5 separate regions of the Homo sapiens genome follow, and regions 1, 2, 4 and 5 are each linked to region 3. A link is a contact called in ENCODE Hi-C data. All regions are on one chromosome and are shown on one strand. Each heading gives the region's core, a stretch centred on a gene start or an enhancer-like site at or near the end of the contact. The rest is flanking DNA. Distances are from core to core; before and after follow the strand shown. Region 1 holds the start of AKIRIN2 (akirin 2). Region 2 holds the start of ORC3 (origin recognition complex subunit 3). Region 3 holds the start of IBTK (inhibitor of Bruton tyrosine kinase). Region 4 holds the start of LYRM2 (LYR motif containing 2). Region 5 holds the start of SLC17A5 (solute carrier family 17 member 5).

Region 1 (3,515 bases), core at 240-2,739, 5.5 Mb before region 3:
CAGGCTGGAGTGCAGTAGCTTGATCTTGGCTCACTGCAACCTCCGCCTCCCGGGTTCAAGCGATTCTTCTGCCTCAGCCTCCTGAGTAGCTGGGACTATAGGTGTGCGCCACCACGCCCGGCTAATTTTTTTTATTTTTAGTAGAGACAGGGTATCACCATGTTGAACAGGCTGGTCTCGAACTCCTGACCTCGTGATCCGCCTGCCTCGGCCTCCCAGTGCTGGGATTACAGGCGTTAGCCACCGCGCCCGGCATCATTTTCTTTTCTTTTCATTTTTTTCAGACAGAGACTCGCTCTATCACCCAGGCTGGAGTGCAGTGGCAACATCTCGGCTCACTGCAACCTTCGCCTCCCGGGTTCAAATGATTCTCCTGTCTTAGCCTCCCGAGTAGCTGCGACTACAGGCGCGCGCCACCACGCTCGGCTAATTTTGTATTTTTAGTAGAGACGGGGTTTCACCATTTTGACCAGGCTGGTCTCGAACTCCTGACCTCAGGAAGATCCGCCTGCCTCGGCCTCCCAAAGTGCTGGGATAACAGGCGTGAGTCACCATGCCCGGCTACACAGATCACTTTCTAAATTAGCGCTGTATTTGATTCTTATTTTAGGTATGTGACTAAAAGTACAACTTCTAGAAACACTTTTTTCCCCTTCCGCTTACAAAATGGATCCATCCAATATCTATTACCTAAACATTTCACTGTCTTTTGATTAGTTTTGTAACAAAGTTCACAATATATGCACCAATATTCAACAGAAGTAATGCAATGTCTGATACCACTTGCTTTTTACCCAACGCAAAACAATTTGATTCTGTAAGTCGTTCAAGTCCTATTCATTTACAGAAGCAAAGCTGGCTTTACAGAATTTCATTAGTGGATGAAGCAGCTACCTCCGAAGGGTAGAGCATCGAGTTGAATCAAGGATCCTGTAACCTGATACTATTACTGTTGTTCTGTCTGCCAGTCCTAAATAGGTTTCATAATCTCATTATCTCCTATCCTCTCCATGTGAAAGGTCTTGTTTTGGGTACTGTCGCTACCGAAATTAAGCTAACTTTGACTAGAGATTGGTTTATTATATTTCCCAGATCTGAAATCACTGTGGGAGCAACTATACGGAGAATCTTAAAAGATTTCTATGTCGCTTAGCCTGCTTTTGCCACGGGTTCGCTTTCCCATCTCCCACTGTCTCAGAACCTTCTCTTTTTTTCTCTTTTGCTTAGTTCCTCTTACACTCAAGCTGTGTAGGGGGATTTAAATTCCAACCCGGAACTCGGAATCGCGCGCCTTGCATGACGGAAGTCGTAGTTTCTGTGACTCCTCCCTTCCCGCCTTTCAAGCCGATTCCTCCCGGTACCTAAAAACTACAACTCCCAAAATGCATCCCCGGTTTGGCCCGCCCCCGTGCGCAAGCGCTCTGAGGCCGCCGGATTTGAATCGGCGGCGTTGTTATTGACGCCATATTGGGGCCGGCGGCGGGTGGGAGAGTTCTACGAGGGAGGGGAAGCGGTTGGACGTGTTCGCTTGGGTTCCTGCTGCGGCAGCTACCTCGCAATCTCTCTGCATCGATCGCCGCTCGCAAGCTACTGACCGTACTCGGGCGTATTAGGAGCCGCGTTCCAGCCTCACACCCCACGGTGCTGTTTTCGACTTCAGAAAGGATCTAGTCTCAGCACAGAAGCGCCTCAGGCGCGGCGCAAAGCTCGAGCGGACGGCGGGGGCGGCCGGAGCCTCTCTCGGGGGAGCCGCGCCTGAGGAGGCGGAAGAACCCCCCTGACGCGACTGGCGTGTGCTTCTGCCCGCCACCGCCCCTCCCGCTCTCACCCGGGCCGTCCCTGGCCACTGCCCCTGCCGCGGAGGCAGCGGCGGCAGCGGCTCTCCTTTCCACAGCCGGCGCTCCGCGACCCGCTTGGCTCCTGAGCCCGTCGGGTAGGCTCTCCTCGAGTTCCCGCTCTTCACCCCTTCCCTCACCCTCTTCTTTCGTCACCCGTCCCCGACCCCACCCGAGCCCGGCGCCTCAGCTGCCCCCGGCCATGGCGTGCGGAGCCACTCTGAAAAGGACTCTGGATTTCGACCCGCTGTTGAGCCCGGCGTCCCCGAAGCGCAGGCGATGTGCGCCATTGTCGGCGCCCACCTCGGCCGCTGCCTCCCCGTTGTCGGCGGCCGCGGCCACCGCCGCCTCCTTCTCCGCTGCGGCCGCCTCGCCGCAGAAGTATCTCCGAATGGAGCCATCCCCCTTCGGCGACGTCTCCTCCCGCCTCACCACAGGTGGGACCCGGCCCCGCGGCCGCCGGGGTAGTGGAGAGAACTGGGAACAGGGGTCCTGGGGTGTGGGATGCGGCCCCTGGGGTGGGGGTGCCGGACTGTGTGGTTCTTGTTCTTAGCAAAGTAGTAGGGCAGCCACGTTTTTCACTAGGTCCTCGTAGCCCGAGGACCTAATAAGACACAATAGAAATGGGCTGATGTCAAGGGGATAGTGTTTGGAGGTGGGTAGGGGCTTTGCCTTGCCCGTATTGGGTAGAACAGGGACATCTTTTTCTTTGGGCCGAATGATTGGAATTGTTTCCGTAGTCGCTGGAGCCCCAGCGGAAATGATCAGAGAGGACGATATTATTCGTAAATTTAGGCGAAAGGGTCACATTTCACCCCAATCTGGATGTGTGCTTGCCGTAATCGATTGGTTGCAGCTATTAACTCTGGGACTGGGTGGTTTGAGGCGAGGCTACAGCCCCTCCTTCAGTTCAGACACGGCTGATTTTAGTATAGTGGGGGTGGGGGGTGGGGGATGGATGTCACTAGGGCGAGATCTAGGCCTGTCATTAATCACCCACAAGAACGCCACTTTGGCTGAGTCAAGACCTGTTTCCCTAGCAGGGTCAACAACAAAGAAAATGCTCTTCCCGAGTACTGTAATATGATCACACTATAAGTCTAGACCTTGAGAAATGTTGAACTTTTAATAAGCATATTGCATTGAAAATTGGGGCTGAGGAGTTGCTTTTATTTGGAAATGTTTTATTTTTGCCCAACAAAGTATGCTGGGGGAAAACAACCTAGCCTTGAGAATAATGAAGAAATCAACCCAAGATTCCAAGGGACTTCAGACTTTTGCTTTTCATCTTGAAACATTTCCTGAGAGAGACTGGGGAATGTCTTTTGGCTGCTTTGTAGGGCATGTGTATGCCCAGTTTTTTCTGTACTTTGAAATCCTTGTGTGCCCCTGGCACAATCCTAGGATAGGCTTTTGTGGACTAGAAGTGTAAATGTTTCCTTTGTGTGTAGCATGCAAAGATTTCTGTGTGAGCCTTTAGTAATAATATCACCCTTTAGACAAAGCCTTTCCATAGCTTGATTTAAATGTCTCGTTATCAGTAGCTTAAAAAACCGAAGTATATACCTCTGTATTTGGTGACTTCCATTTGAAACTGACTTTAGTGTTTTTTTTTTTTTGTCACATTTAAAAATATTTTCTAAATCCATGGAGTGACCCTCGAATATGCAAGCTACCATT
Region 2 (3,998 bases), core at 762-3,261, 5.3 Mb before region 3:
ACATGGTTAACCATTTGGAACTGCTGGTCAAGTGATGGTGTTTGAGATAGAGGAAGGCCAACAGCCAGAAAATTTCACGATGAAAGAGACACTAAAATGTTTTGATATGTTTAAGGACCGGGCGTGGTGGCTCACGCCTGTAATCCTAGCACTTTGGGAGGCCGAGGCTGGCGGATCACTCGAGGTCAGGAGTTCGAGACCCGCCTGGCCAACATGGTGAAACCCTGTCTCTTCTAAAAATACAAAATTAGCTGGGTGTAGTGGGGCATGTCTGTAATCCCAACTGCCCGGGAGGCTGAGGTGGGAGAATAGCTTGAATCGGGGAGGTGGAGGTTGCAGTGAGCCGAGATCGCGCCACTGCACTCCAGCCTGGTAACAGAGCAAGACTCTGTCTCAAGAAAAAAAAGAAAAGAAAAAGAAAAAAAGCTTGCAGTTCCATAAATTCATGAAATAGTTCTTAAAGCTTCTTATTCATGTAAGGTCTCATCCCAATACAGACATTTGTTATAATACCAAAAATGCTTTCCTGAAAAATCTTACTTTCTGCAAGATACATAAAAATAAGAGGTGCTTATGCAATCAACAGGATTAAGGGATAGACCATTCAAAACCTACAGAACATTATAACCAGGACAAAATAAAACCAGTACCATTTCTAATAAAAATACTACCTTTGAATCTCTACTAGCATAACCTTAAACCCCAGGGCTTGTCCTTTTTCCTTGAGATGTAGTCTTTAAAAGCACTGCTTCTCATAAACCGTTTTAATCAAAATAAAAAATCAGATCCATGACATAGCCTTCTTCATCAATCCATTGTTTTAACATAGGGAGAATGTAGCTTCTTCATGTGCATTTTTCAGCTTTCTCAGACAGCTTAACTTCAGGGGCTTCCCGCTGCACTTACAATAGAACTCAAGGTCTTACTTTTTGTGGTCCAGAACAGCGCTGTCCAACAGAACTTTCTGTAATGATAGAAATGTCCTATATCTGCACTATCTAAAATGGTAGCTGCAGCCACATGTGATGATTGAGCACTTGAAATGTGGTTAGTGCAACGGAGAAACTGAATTTTTATTTAATCTTACTTTATTTTAACTCAAATTTAAATAGCCACATGTGGTGAGTGACTAACACATTGGACAATACAGCTCTAGGGCTTATCTTCTTACCAACTACACTATGTCTTGCAATTTCTTGCCATCTAGGTAGCCAACATGAGGAGGTCTATAAGATATCCCACCACACACACCCGCATCCACATTACTTTTTCATTCTCATTTTTCATGACGCTCCCACTCTTTGTCTACTTTCTGATTATGATTTTTAAATTCCTCTAATATGCCATTTTATTTCTATCTTCTGGGCCGAAGAAACATGCTGTTCTCTCTGCCCTCCTCGCCCTAATCCTTAACCTAACTTCTACTCATTTTTCAGGTCTCAGCGAAAGGGTCACTTTCTCCAAAAAGCCTCCGCTAACCCCCGACAACCTATATTAGGTTCTTCCCACTCTTCTGTTGTCTGCCTAGAACTCTTTTCCTTGCTAACACTTAAAATTTGTGATCGTCAGTTTATCTATGTTTACCGACTTTCTTGACTGCAGAAACTGAATCTGTTTTGTTTACCACTGCATCTTGGTACCTAACGGAGTGCTTGGCGCACAGTATTTGTGAGATGGAAAAATGAGAGACTGGGCCACATCATCAGGACATCCGACCTCCACCAACCAGAACTTAAAAATCCTCCTAGCCATACCACAAGGCAGATCCGCGTCCTCGCTCCCCAAGCAAAGTTGGCCTCAACTGATCTGGAGCAAGGACGCCTCAGCTCAGTACGCCGCTCCCTCCCTCCTCTCCAGCCAGGGAAGGGATGCCTACGTAACCTCGGCTTCATCCCTTCTTCAAAGGGGAATGAGGCAGCGGTAGAGCCACAGTGCGCATCGGCCACCACATACCTTAGACATCGAGGACGTAGCCATGGTCTTACTGACTCTGCGTATTCCAGATGCACTCGGGATTTCCCGCGCGCCCTCGCGGCTGCAGGGCAGAGGTTAGTGGCGAGCCACACGGCTCCTTGATTGGCTGGCATCACCCTCCGGGGCGGGTTTCCGGCGCGGGGAGGCGGGTCGTATAAGGAGGTGGGGCGAGGCCGGAACTGGCGGACTGCGGCGCACTTCCGTAGAGGTGGACATGGCGTGCGGCTTTCGCCGCGCTATTGCTTGCCAGGTATGGATCCCGGAGCGCGCAGAGGAGTCCCTGAGGAGCTAGGGACCCCAAAGGCCTTTCACCGCTGCGGGCCAGTCCTCAGTCAGCTGGAGGGTGGGTCCCACGGAATCCTGTTAGTTTCTACCACCTCCTCCCCCTTCTCTGGAGCTGGTGGAGCTTCAGAAGTCCTGTGGAGCGTCGGCTGGGATCAGTTTGTCTCGGTGAAAAGTAAACTTTGAAAGGTACCTGGTGCTTTCTTCTCTCCTTCCCACCCCACAGCTATGAATGCTTTACCTGGGTGGCGGCAAGTCATTAGACCATGATTAGACCCCATAGAAGTTAGTGTTCTTTACACTTTAGTGACATTGATGATGGATCTGGATTGTTCTTCAGAAGGACCTCATTTTAAAGCTGCTTATTTCTCTTGCAGTCACTTAGGCAGCCTACCCTAGAATTGTTTTTGGTAACGCCCAAAGATATAAGAGCTATCTGAGACTCAGTTTTTCTTGGTTCAGGGTCGTATTTGAACAGCTCTGTTGTGAGGAAGGGCTTACAAAATTGCAATATAATTGCTTTGTTTTGTTTTTCCTTTTTGTGGAGAACGGGGTCTCGCCGTATTGCCCAGGCAGGCCTCAAACTCCTGGGCTCAAGCTGTCCTCCCTCCTCTGCTTCCCTAAGAGCCGGGATTACAGGCCTGAGCCACCGCGCTGGGCAAAATTGCAGTATAAATGTGGAATTAATCAAAAAGAATTTTTAAGACTCATTGGCCACCCTTGCAAGGAAACTTTCTATTGTGGTCTTGGCTAACCCATTTCCTTCTGATTAATGGATGTACTAGTGGACGTAATTAGCCTGGTGTATAATTTATCTTGGCTCATTTTTACAGTATTTCTAGACATTTGTGGGGAAATCCCTCTGCCTTGTCTTTATGTTTATAGATGTACTGCCCTGTCCGGTGATAATTCGCCAAATATCACCAACATGACATTTTGTTAAGACAGCTGAATTTATTGCTCACTGGGATAAGGAAGAACACCACTGAGAGCTTTGGTAGTGTATTAAACTGGGAAAGCAAGGTCAGATTTTACTGATGGGTATGGCTTAAGGCTGGTCTTTCAGAGGGAGAGGGTAGGAGGGTGTTGGAGGAAGATGGCTTGATTAGGGTTGGACTCTGATCTGATACAGCGGTTTAAGATTGATAGGAAAAGCAAAGAGTGCAAGAAGCCTTAAGGCATAAACTATTGAGGTTTTCTATTGGAAGAACTAATAGGCCTGGCATGTGGTTCATGCCTATAATCCCAGCACTTTGGGAGGCCAAGGTGGGAGGATGGCTTGAGCCCAGGAGTTCGAGACCAGCGTGGACAACATAGGTAGACCCCGTCTCAACAAAATTTTTTTTAAAAAGTAGCCAGGCATGATGGTGCACCTCTGTAGTCCTAGCTGCTTGAAAGGCTGAGTCTGGAGGATCACTTGGACGGACCCACGAGTTTGAAGCTACAGTGAGCTATGATTGTGCCACTGCACTCCAGGGTGGGTGACAGAGCGAGACCCTGTAAACAAAAAATAAAAATAAAAAACGTGAAAAGCTAATAGATTTCTCATGAAGTTCTTATAATGAATGATTAAGTTATTTGGGCAGAAGTCTTCTAGAACAGTAAAGTTATGCTAATGAAGACAAAAAATAATAAATTCATGTTAATGTAGACAGTAAACCATATCAGGGAAGGTAGTTTTGGACCTTAGTATCTAAGCTGTGTGTAAGGGTGGACGTTTTCCATTCTTAGCCCTTAAGTAA
Region 3 (3,958 bases), core at 1-2,500:
GTCTCGATCTCCTGACCTCGTGATCCGCCCGCCTCGGCCTCCCACATTGCTGGGATTACAGGCGTGAGCCACCGCGCCCGGCCAACTTAAGCTTATTTTCAAAACCACTCAATTTTGACATTACAAACTGGTTTTTGTTTTGTAGAAGGACATTAAGAATAAAGAGCAAAGAAACAATTATGTGCTGGGAAGGGCAGTAGGAGGGCTGGGTCCTAGTCTCCCTTTCTCTTTCGCTAAGCAGCTGTGTGGCTTTGGGCTAGTAACCTACCCTCCCACAAAAAAGGCTTCAAAAGAGAGCAAGCAGAGCTCAGTGGGCATTAAGACATGCGCAACTCCTTTCTTTTAGAGATTAGATGAGGTCGACTCAGTGGCTTGTAAAACTCAACGTGGCAGAGCTGTACAGCCAACTCATGATTCTTAGTGTCGTTTGTTTTGAGTCACACTACACCTCCTTGAACAATCATTTACTGAGTGCTTACCGTATTAGGCATTCAGCAGCAGTGTGTTTCCCATTCAGTAACCTAGTATTGATTATTGGCTACTGTCCCTCCTAGCATTTTTCACTTGACCACTTTCTAAATGGCCTTTAGATTCAGAGTTCAAGTGGAAAAAGCCTAGTGTAAGCCTGGTGTCAGGCAGTGAGTGGCGTGACCCGGGTCGGCAGCTAGTCCTACGGTGGTGATCTAAGAGGGCAGTGACGCCTTCTGACCAAGGGAGTGACTGCCAGATAATCCGGGTGTATGGAGATCCAGAGAGGGGTGAGGCTGGGTTTACGGAGACTACACCTTTGGCTTTGCAGTAACCCCACTGCTAAGGCCATGGGAGGAAACTCTTCTGTGCAGGACGCCTATGCACTTGGCTTCTGCTGCGTAGCGACCGGGTGTCCAAGGCATCCTGCCAGGTCTCCTTCTCCACTCGGGTTTAGCCTCCCCCGCGAGTCTCCAGCTACCTAGAGAGACGTTTCTAACTACGAGATGGCTGGCCTGAAAGGGACACTCCCATCACCGTTGTTGGCCTAGAGTTCCCCGCTGCGGCCTTTTTCTTTTCCCCGCCCCTGGCCTGAGTCAGCGGCCCCAAGGCCGGCGAGGTCAAGTTCCTTTGGGGCGCCAGGGAAAAGGCCATGGCAGAGGTGCTGCCACGCGAAACCTTCTGGGCAGGCACCAGCCAATCATCAAGAGACATACAGGAGCCCCAGCCAACCAGCGCCCGCCTTATTACTGGGAACCGCCCGCTCGGGCCCTTCCTCTACATCCCCGTTCCCGATTCCTGTAGTAGCGGCTGTATTGCAGCCGCCTGCCGAACTGACCCGGGTCTGGGGACTGGCCCCTCTGGCGCCGTTCGGTTTCTCTTATTGCCTTCACTGAGGATGAGTCCCTTTGTGGCTCTATGTGGACCCTGCGGAATCCACCGGCGCAGTTTCATCTAGCGACTGGTGAGGGAGGGCTTGGCGCTGCCCGACCGTGCGGTGCGGCTTCCCTTCAGCCCGGGGGCAGGGGGAGAGTATTCGCCTTCTGGAGGGTGCGGGTGGCTGCGGACGGCGGCGCGGGGGGACCGTGGGGAGGGGACTCTGTGGCCCCGAGGCTGCCGGGCTTCGCGCGAGGCGGCGCGGAGAGGGCCGAGTGGCCAGGGTCCCTACCGCCCCCCTCAGCTAATGAATGGCCTGTCCCGGCGATGCGCTACGCTCCCGTCCTGCTGGACACGCCCTCCAGCGACATTGCATTCCTAGTTGTGATAGTTATGTAGTGTCACTTTCCTTCGAGTCTTGGATTTGAAGCCATTCCTGTGGGCGCTCATGTTCCTTATCCCCTTCCTGGAGTCACAAGTTTGAGTCCACCCTGGGGATACTGACTCTGGGGAAGCAGGTCGTGAAATCTGATAAGTGGACATTGATTGCTATGTAAAAAGGAACTGATTCTTTTTGGAGGGTGGAGGGTTGAGAGAGACAGAGAAGACAGGCCCTTTGTTTTTGTAACAGGCAGAGCTGTCTGGCTCAAAGAGTTTTAGTTCAGCTGCGAATTAGGTAACATAGGCCGTCCTTGACTCCTGTTTTCCAACGTAGTTCATAAAACTTGACTGTGTTAGCCAGAGATTCATGTAGCACCTTTTAACTTATGCCTCGAAGTAGGCCATTTGAAATTTATCAGAAATACTGAAAGGATATGACTTTTATGAGTAGTAGTGTTTCAGTGCCCATAAAGTGGTGTAAATTCACAGGCTTGCCAGCCCCCTCTTGATCATTTCTCTTTTTGTATTTTGAATTCCTTAACTTTTATTTGTTTTAGAAATTGAGGCAAGGTAGATGAGGACAAAACTGGTTTCTAAAAATAATTACATTTGCAAATATTTGCAGAAGCTTTAGTCAAACCAGAGTTTACTTCAAGAAATTTTTTAGGCCGGGCGCGGTGGCTCACGCCTGTAATCCCAGCTACTGGGGAGGCTGAGAATTGCTTGAACCCGGGAGGTGGAGGTTGCAGTGAGCCGAGATCGCGCCGCTGCACTCCATCCTGGGCGACTGAGTGTGGCACCATCTCAAAAAAAAAAAAAAAAAAAAAGATGCCTGTAATCCCAGCAGTCTGGGAGGCCAAGGTGGGCGGATCACTTGAGGTCAGGAGTTCGAGGCCAACTTGGTGAAACCCCGTCTCTACCAAAAATACAAAAAAATCAGCCAGGCATGGTGATGTGTGCCTGTAATCCCAGCTACTCGGGAGGCTGAGGCAGAATCGCTTGAGTCTCCAGCTGCCCTACCAAACTGCTTTTGAATTCAATTATTTTGAATTGAATTCCATGGTACTTTTTTCTACTACACTATACTACTTGCATTGAAATTTTTCTAACTGCCTTTTGGGAGAGCAGTTTGGTAGCATAGAATAGGTGGGATCAAGAGCACTTTTCTGTCGGTATTATTTTAGGTAGGCTTTTTAAACTTTCACATGAATCTCCTCATCAGAAAATGAAAGTGATCATATTTACAGGGGCAATAATAAGGATTATATTTATGTAGAGCACTGTGTATAATGTATAAAACAAAATTTCACCTATAATTTTTGTGTGTTTTTTCCGTTGTTTAATTTTGTTTTGCTTTACTCACTTCCAAAGTATTGACCCCTTACTCTTCTTTCTAGTTTCCCTATCTGTTCTCCAAGCCAGAAACCTGGGAATTACCACCACATCTTGTCAATTCAAGATCCTAAGTATGTCTTTGGATTGCCTGCCCTTTTTTTTTTAAATCTCTAAGAAAAGGCACATAAGGCTGTTCAAAATCCTGTCTATCCTTGTGTGTATGTTAGGCCTCACTTCTTTCTGTCTTCTGAATTATTTAGAAATTTTGGAATGGACCAAGATGATTCTAGTTCTTTTATATTTACTATCCCTTCTGCTTCAAATGTGCTCTCACCCAGAATTTATCAGGCCAACACATATGGTACTCTTTTTTTTTTTAGAAGGAGTCTCGCTCAGTCGCTCAGGCTGGAGTGCAGTTGCATGATCTTGGCTCTCTGCAGCCTTGACTGACCAGTTTTAAGTGATCCTCCCACCTCAGCCTCCAGAGTAGTTGGGACTACAGGGATGTGCCACTACGCCTAATTTTTGTATTTTTTTTTGTAGCGATGGCTTTCACCATGTTGCCCAGGCTGATTTCAAAGTCCTGGGCTCAAGTGATTTGCCTGCCTCAGCCTAACAAAGTGTTGGGACTACAGGCATGAGCCACTGTGCCTGGCCAGTACTCATCTTTTAAGTCTTAGTTTATACATAGTTTATCTCCTGTAGAAAGTCTTACCTGGACCCCTCTTCTGCACTCCCCGTTCCTATGTGTCACTTGTTTTATCTTGACCATAGGTTTATAATTATGATATGTTTTAGTTACTTGCCTAAATAAAATTACTCTCTTCTACCAAACTGTGACCCTTTGATAATAGGAACTGTGTAATAGATCATAAGTTTTGTTCAGTTAGTACATATG
Region 4 (4,023 bases), core at 143-2,642, 7.4 Mb before region 3:
TTACAAAGGCCTGAATGGGAAATGAAAAGCCTCAAAAGGCACAAAAATACATGATTGTATAAAGTTTCTGTATGTATAAAGAAATGACAAAAAATATAGAGCCCATATAAATGTCCTCATCATAAACGGACCCAAGTCATGAACAATTCACAAAAACAGTATAACTAAAAATGGCGAGGGGTATTTAACTTCACTCCTTTTAAAAAGTTAGCAATTAACTATTACAGCTAATGTATTAGACAAAATTTGGCATATATTATTGATAATATGATCATGCAGTTAGCATCATTCATACAATGCCTGGTAAAGTTCAAAAGAGCTAATGATTAGAGTTCTTACATGTGCCAGGACCTGTTCTCAGTACATTAGAGATACACAACTGAGGTAGATGCTATATTTCACTTTACAGGGGAGGTAATAGGCCAGGAGAGGGGAAATAGCCAGAACACAGCTAGGAATAGGGAGCCCCAGGATGCTAACAGGCGAGGCAAGCAAGTCCCCAGTAAACTAGTAATTGAACATTTTTCGTTCTATTTTAATTCGATACAACACCACTTGGAAAATTAATATGGCAAAGATTCGCTAACTCCACTTCTAGTGATTTAACCCAAAGGCATGTGTATTGTGGGAAAGATAAAACAACTATAAGGAAATAAAAGCAAAAGCCTGAGGCTTAGGGATGTTAGGCTCCTCGTTATTAGTGATGAAAAGTGCTTAAGACTGAAGTGGGTGAGCCATTCAAAGCTTTGTTTCAAATGATCATGAAGGCCACCGCTCCCGGAAAACCTTTGCGCTACAAAAGAACAGGACAAAAACGAGAAAGAGAAAAAACCAACACAAACTGTAAAAGAAATTAACACTTTCAATTTTAGTATTTTCAACTATACACATTTTTAAAGGCTCGAAAGAACATTTAAATACGTTTTCACCTCTTTCCCCCAAAAAAACCTTAACTTTTTTTTCGAGACAGGGTCTCGCTCTGTCGCCCAGGATGGAGTGCAGTGGTGCGATCTCGGATCACTGCAACCTTCACTTCTCGGGTTCAAGCGATTCTCCTGCCTCAGCATCCCGAGGAGCTGGGATTACAGGCACCTTACAGGCCTCCCAGAGTGCTTGGGACTGCAGGTGAGAGCCACCGCGCCCGGCCTCCTTCACTTTCATTTGAACTCTCTTTACCAGGAACTGTGTTAAGTGCCCTACCTTTCTTCTTTATCAAAACGACCCTATGGTGCACTGTTATCCTATTTTACCGACGAGAAAACTTCGGCCAGCGCAGCAGCTAGGGCTCAGTCCCGAAGCCTCGCGCTCTCAGTCCGAGAGCAACCCGCGGGCCGTCTCCTAGGAAACCGGGCTCGCCACACCCCTTGGTCGAACCCCACTTCCGCTCCTGCGCGCTGAGGCTCCGGCGGACCTCTGGTGGACATGGCTGCTTCCCGCTTACCCCCAGCGACGCTAACGTTAAAGCAGGTACCGGCGGTTCTCTGCCTTCCAAAGCAGCTTACCTGGGTCTGAGCTGGATTCTCCATCTGTCCCTATCCCCAACGGGGCGGGTTCCGGGGTCCTGATGCGGCGTGCGCGCCCTCTGAGATTGGCCCGATGCCTGCGGGGCGGTGCTTCGCTCCGCGGGGCCTGACGGGAGGCACTGGCTGCTTCCTTGGTTTGGTGCGATCGCGTGAGACAGCGTCAGGCGCTTGATTTCCCTGAGTCCCGGTGCCTCAGCTGCCCAGTGCCCACGGTAAAAGTCTATTGCACTGAGCTGTGGCAAACAGCAAATGAGATTACCAAAGATTTGAACAACTGTTAATTTAGAAAAAGTGCTGTCGTTGTAATAACAACTTCTAGGAGACCGGCAGCCCTTTTCAGCCCGGTAGGCAGCTCCTGATTTTTTAATGGTTCTTAGGTTTGACAGAGCAGTAAGCAAAAAGATCAGATGAACCTCGTGATGCTTTCTTTAAAACATCTTTTTGAGACAGGGCCTCACTCTCGCCCAGGCTGAGTGCAGTAGCGCAATGAAGGCTTACCTCAGCTTAGACCTCCTGGGCTCAAGTGATCCTCCCATCTTGGCCTCCCAAAGTGCTGGGATTACAGGCCTGAGCCACTGCATCTGGCCAAAAAAAGAAAAAAAAAAGTTTTTCTTTGCCTTTTTCAAAATTGACCAACGAGAAGTACTCTGGTTACAGCTTGGTTTGCTGAAGTAGAACTTTCCAGGCTGGCGATTGTGCAGTAGTAATTGCTATTTACTCCTCCCTTTTACAGTTCGTAAGAAGGCAACAAGTTCTTCTCCTCTACAGAAGGATTTTGCAAACAATTCGGCAAGTTCCAAATGATTCTGATCGCAAATACCTGAAAGATTGGGCAAGAGAAGAATTCAGAAGAAACAAAAGTGCCACCGAAGAGGTGAGAACAAAATCATGGTGAGGACAGATCCTAACCCTTTTTATTGATCAGTGAATTTTTTTTTTTAAGTTTAGCAGACATCTTGGAATATAGTGCCACTGAGCTGGTATATCTTGATCATTGCTTGTAATGTTACCGATTTTAAATTATTATTTTAAAATTTAGTATTTTAAAATATGTAGATAAAAGAGTATCTACACTCTTCAGCATCATCACTTGACTTTTATGTTGTACATTTTATATGTATGTATGTGGAACTCTTTTAGCTTTTCTAAAAGGCAGCAGTTCCAATAGGTAGTATTGGTTCTTGATTTTAACAGATAAAATGGTATAGCTATACCTTGTTTAACCAGGTAAAACTATAACCAGATTTCACTTTATTCTACAGGATACAATCCGGATGATGATTACTCAAGGCAATATGCAGCTCAAGGAGTTAGAAAAAACACTTGCTTTAGCAAAATCTTAACTATAGCATTATTCTGAAGGATTTTCAAAGTCTCCATGTGTTTTGTTGCATTTAGGATTAACAATGGACAACACAAAGCCCAGTCTTACTATTTATATGTACAGTATTTGGTGATAGAGAGCAAAGGAAAAACACATCAGAACAGTTGCCTTAACACTGAAAAACATACCCTGCATTTTGAAAATGTTTATGGATGTCTCAGCAGTTCTTAAAAGAAGAAAAAAACCACTAACAAATGGCCAGTAGATGCTGGACACAATCATTAGGGAAGTGTAAATCAAAACTACTATGAGGTCGGGTGTAGTGGCTCATGCTTGTAATCCCAGTACTTTAGGAGGCTGTGGTAGGTGGATCACTTGAGGTCAGGAGTTCAAGACCAGCCTGGCCAGCATGGTGAAACCTCATCTCTACTAAAAATACAAAAATTAGCTTGGTGTGGTGGTGCATTGCCTGTAGTCCCAGCTACTTGGGAGGCTGAGGCAGGAGAATCACTTGAACCCAGGAAGTGGAGGTTGCAGTGAGCTGAGGTCGTGCCACTGCACTTCAGCCTGGGTGACAGAGTGAGACAGTCTCTAAAAAAAAAAAAAAAAAACAACCCTGAGATTCACATTCACTAGAATGGCTGTAATTAAAAAGAGAAATAATAATAAGTCTTGGTGAAGATGTACAGAAATTACAGAACCCTCATACATTGCTGGTGGGAATGTAAAATGGTGTAGCCACTTCAGAAAACAGACGGTCAGTTCCTCAAAAGATGAAACAGCTGCTGTATGAGTTAGCACTTCTACCCCATGCCCATAGCCATTATTTGGCACTAAAAAGAAACGAAGGACTTATATATACTAAACATGGATAAACCTTGAAAACGTTAAGTGAAAGAAGCCGGTCACAAAAGATCACATGATGATTCCATTCATACGAAATGTCCAGAATAGGCAGAAAGATTAGTGGTTGCCTAGGCTGGCTGTAGATGGAATGGAGTAACTGCTAATGGGTGTAGGGTTCCTTTTCAGGGTGATGAAAATATCCTACAGTTAGCTTGTGGTGTAGGCTGCACAACTCTTGAATATATTCAAATCCACTGAACTGTACATTTTAAATGTAAGGTATGAATTGTATCTCAATAAAGCTGTTATTAAAAAACTCTTGAGGTGTAG
Region 5 (3,781 bases), core at 26-2,525, 8.6 Mb after region 3:
TAACTTGAGAACTTTTCTAGCATTTACTGATCTGGAGGTAGGGATGCCTACAGAAATCCTCGCCCTCCCTTCTAGGTAAAGGACCCTCCCCTTTGTTCTCACGTGAACCTCACTAAGCTTCTAACCTGGTTTACTGAATTAGTGGCTTGTGGGTCTTCCCTGTCTACACCAAACTCTCCGAGAGCATCTACATCTTATTTTCTACCTCCACAGAGACAGCCTTTATTGGCGGATCCAGATCTGCCCTGCCAAGGCAAGCTGGGTTTTCCTAGTTTCACTTTCAGAGTCCGCAAATGCTAGCACAATCTATCCAAATTCTATCGTGGAGATAAAGCATGCACACATACATCAGAGGATTCCATAGGTCGAACCATATGAAACTACCTATGTTGATTACTTTTACCTATAAAACCAGCAACATCATAGGACTCAACAAATTTCCATTGCTGTTTTTCCGCCTAAAAGCTATTTTAGGACCAGGAGCAGTGGCTCACGCCTGTAATCCCAGCACTTTGGGAGGCCGAGGAGGATTGCTTGAGCCCAGGAGTTCGAAACCAGCTTGGGCAATATAATAAGACCAAGCCTCTACAAAAATAAAAAGTAGAAACAAAATTAGCCAGATGTGGTGGCATGCTCCTGTAGTCCCAGCTACTTGGGGGAGCTGAAGAGAATCGCTTGAGTCCAGGAGTTGGAGGTTGCAGTGAGCTGCGATTGCGCCACTGCATTCCAGCTTGGGCAACAGAGCAAGACCCTGCCTGGGAGAAAAAAAAAAAAAAAAAAAAGCTATTTTAGGGACAATATGCCGCCACAGTCACGAGGTAAATATGCCGCCACAGTCACGAGGTAGATCGTACAAAGGTTGCTAACAGTATGGCAACTGACCGCTAACAAGCGAATGTCAAGTTGTGAAATGCACACCACCCACTTCCCTAGTTCGGTCGAAGCCCTCCCCTTAATTATGTGCAATTCAAGTCCCCACTGCCCGCCCGCAAGCCCCCACTCATCCTCGCTGCGGGCAGGGTGGCCCCTGCACTTTACAAGGGGGTGCAGGAGCGGGAGACGGTCGTCCGAACACCGGCTCCCCGGCATGCGTAGACCGGCGGGCGGAGCGGGCTCACTTTGCGCCAATCCTACGAGAACTCCCAGAACTCCGCTTCCCTAGTCCAACCCAAGCCAGAGTTGCCCACACCTAAGATGGCGGCGGGGGCGGAGTCGGCGCGGCCGCCTCTGGGCGGGACCGCGGGGACTAGACGTGGCCGCGGGGCGGTGTCATCGCCCCCGCCCCGCCCGGTCCAGCCAGCTCGGCCCGGGGGCTTCGGGCTGTCGGGCCGGCGCTCCCTTCTCTGCCAGGTGGCGAGTACACCTGCTCACGTAGGCGTCATGAGGTCTCCGGTTCGAGACCTGGCCCGGAACGATGGCGAGGAGAGCACGGACCGCACGCCTCTTCTACCGGGCGCCCCACGGGCCGAAGCCGGTAAGCGGCGGGGTCGTCCAGGGGCTTCGAGTGGGCAGCGGTACCGGGGGCGGCGGTCTCTGGGCCGGCATGGCCCGGGTACCCGCACCCTGCGCCGGCGGGACCGGAGCTGCTCAGGCGCGAGGGGACATTAAGAGGGGAGCCCGTTCAGAGTGCCGCTCAGTCCCGCCTGCCTCGGTGCGCAGAAGCCCCTCGGGAACCCCGGGGGCCGCGACCGTGATCGCGGAGCCGAGCCGGGGCCTCGGCAGGTGCAGCCCCACCGGGCGGGGGCGGGGGCGGGGGCGGGGGCGGGGGAGCGGCGGTGCAGCCGGCGCTGAGCTGGTGGTTATTTTGGGTAGTGCTGAGCAAGGGACCCAGTGGAAGAACGAACTGGGAGAGAATCATCAAATGAATGGGCTAAGGTCCGAGCGGAGGACCCCGGTGTAAGAGCAAACTGGAGGAGAAACCTGCAGATCAGTAGGCAGAGGGCTGTCCTTCCCTGTCACCGCTAGGTTTCCGCCACTGCGTATCCGCCAGCATGTGACCTGGTAGCTTCTTAGGCGGGGAGGGAAGACAAAAAAGGACTGGAGTTAACATTTGTGAGTATGCAGAGGGCAACTATTGTATAACCCAGCTGATATCTTGACATTGTGCAGTAAGAGACTAAAAACATCGAGGACATTTTTTTTCCGTCTGGCAGTCTATGATTTAAGTTAGGAAAAGGTTCAGTTATCCTCAAGATACCTATGGAGTTCTAAAGTAATTTGCCAAAGGTCTTGGAACAAATCGAAAAGCAGGTACGTCATAAAGCATCTTCCCTGAATTTGAGAAAATTAAAATATTTTGCTATTTGACACTTTTGTAATATAGTTTATTTAAAAGTAACGAAAACTAAAGAACAAATCAGTTTGAATGCATTCTATAGTTTCAAAGATCTGTGCGTGAGAAAGAGTTGTGTTGGAAATTTGACTTTGGCTAACCCAGAATTGTATAGTTTCTATATTTTTATTTGTTTTTAATGTTACCAGATGGTGGCAGTAGAGGTGGCAACCTTATAGCTCCATCTGGCAGCCGGGAGCTTATTTTAGTCAACACAAACTGTAAATACCATACCATAGTTACGTTTTACCTGGAAGTCGGACTTAGTTCCATAAACTGATCATTTTCTGTGGCTTGTAGTGTTCAAATTGTATAATATTCCTCATAAAATAATATAGAAATACAGAAATAAAAGTTATAATAAAGATATTTGCCAGAGATTATTACATTGTTACAATTGAAAAATATGTATATGTATAATCAAAATTTAGCACAAATGTTAAACATTATTCTCAGGAAAATGCAGATTAAAATTACAACGAGGCACTATACACCCACTAGAATAGCTAAAATCCAAAAGGCTGATAATACCAAATGTTAGCAGAGATGTGGATAGAAAAGTTATACATCTCAATAAAGATTGAGATGGACAAATGTATACATTTATCACGTAAATTATACTTCAATAAAGTTGATTTTTAAAAAAGTAGCTTATAGCATCCCTTTTAAAAACAATCCCTACTTGATTCATGTGTTGAGTGTATGGATCTTATGGTACTGGCCCTGTCCTTCCTGGCTTTAGGTGGCTACGTTTGTTACAACCATTTCCTTTTTTATTTTCCCTCTTTACATACCCACTGGAGAGCAAGTGAAGTGGAAATAATAGTAACATACTGTTTTTGCTATTTAGAATATGATAAGTTTTATAGAGAAGGAGCATATATGGCAATTAAGAGAAGTATATAATGAGCCCCCATGTAACCAGCACCCAGATTAAAGTTATCAATTCATGGCCAGTCTTGCCTTATGCTCATACATACTGTGTATTTTGAAGCAAATCCCAGATACCATGTCATTTCATATGTAAATATTTCAATTATTTACCTCTAAAAGATAAGGACTCTTTTTAACATAACTACAGTACTATTATCACAGCAAATAAAAATAATGCTTACTCACTTTGGGAGGCCGAGGCGGGCGGATCACCTGAGGTCAGCAGACCGAGACCATCCCGGCTAACAAGGTGAAACGCCTGAAACGCCGTCCCTACTAAAAATACAAAAAATTAGCCGGGTGTGGTGGCGGGTGCCTGTAGTCCCAGCTATTCGGGAGGCTGAGGCAGGAGAATGGCGTGAACCTGGGAGGCGGAGCTTGCAGTGAGCCGAGATCACGCCCCTGCACTCCAGCCTGGGTGACAAGAGCAAGACTTCGTCTCAAAAAATAATAATAATAAAATAATAATAATACTTACAAAATACTCAGTGTTCATATTTCCTCAATTATGTCCTG

The links. Hi-C counts contacts between places; a loop is a spot of excess contacts on that map. Pooled maps may share reads with other maps.
Region 1: a loop to region 3 is called in a pooled map, with 20 times the contacts of the local background. The contact joins the promoter of AKIRIN2 here to the promoter of IBTK in region 3. A Hi-C loop is called at or near these places in 8 of 50 pooled maps.
Region 2: a pooled map shows a loop between it and region 3 (15-fold over the local background). The contact joins the promoter of ORC3 here to the promoter of IBTK in region 3. A Hi-C loop is called at or near these places in 5 of 50 pooled maps.
Region 4: a pooled map shows a loop between it and region 3 (10-fold over the local background). The contact joins the promoter of LYRM2 here to the promoter of IBTK in region 3. A Hi-C loop is called at or near these places in 4 of 50 pooled maps.
Region 5: a pooled map shows a loop between it and region 3 (6-fold over the local background). The contact joins the promoter of SLC17A5 here to the promoter of IBTK in region 3. A Hi-C loop is called at or near these places in 3 of 50 pooled maps.

Annotation. Positions count from the first base shown.
Region 1 is chr6:87,700,207-87,703,721 of GRCh38, reverse strand. AKIRIN2 (akirin 2) reads left to right here and starts at 1,489. Exons shown (of 5, transcript NM_018064.4): 1 at 1,489-2,272. The coding sequence starts at 2,038. RefSeq lists enhancers at 918-1,227, 1,538-1,597 and silencers at 1,758-1,927, 2,108-2,317.
Region 2 is chr6:87,588,148-87,592,145 of GRCh38, reverse strand. It overlaps ORC3 (origin recognition complex subunit 3), which reads right to left and starts at 2,011. Exons shown (of 20, transcript NM_012381.4): 1 at 1,954-2,011. The coding sequence starts at 1,977. RARS2 (arginyl-tRNA synthetase 2, mitochondrial) reads left to right here and starts at 2,159. Exons shown (of 20, transcript NM_020320.5): 1 at 2,159-2,224. The coding sequence starts at 2,189. RefSeq lists enhancers at 1-193, 194-694, 2,075-2,304, 2,068-3,029.
Region 3 is chr6:82,245,036-82,248,993 of GRCh38, reverse strand. IBTK (inhibitor of Bruton tyrosine kinase) reads left to right here and starts at 1,250. Exons shown (of 29, transcript NM_015525.4): 1 at 1,250-1,432. RefSeq lists a silencer at 1,448-1,617.
Region 4 is chr6:89,636,116-89,640,138 of GRCh38, reverse strand. LYRM2 (LYR motif containing 2) reads left to right here and starts at 1,392. Exons shown (of 3, transcript NM_020466.5): 1 at 1,392-1,467; 2 at 2,257-2,397; 3 at 2,786-4,023. The coding sequence starts at 1,423. The coding sequence ends at 2,866. MDN1-AS1 (MDN1 antisense RNA 1) reads right to left here and starts at 1,607. Exons shown (of 4, transcript NR_111915.1): 1 at 1,503-1,607. RefSeq lists enhancers at 1,593-1,642, 1,863-2,092, 1,445-2,644.
Region 5 is chr6:73,651,486-73,655,266 of GRCh38, reverse strand. SLC17A5 (solute carrier family 17 member 5) reads left to right here and starts at 1,275. Exons shown (of 11, transcript NM_012434.5): 1 at 1,275-1,474. The coding sequence starts at 1,381. RefSeq lists an enhancer at 71-160 and a silencer at 1,160-1,829.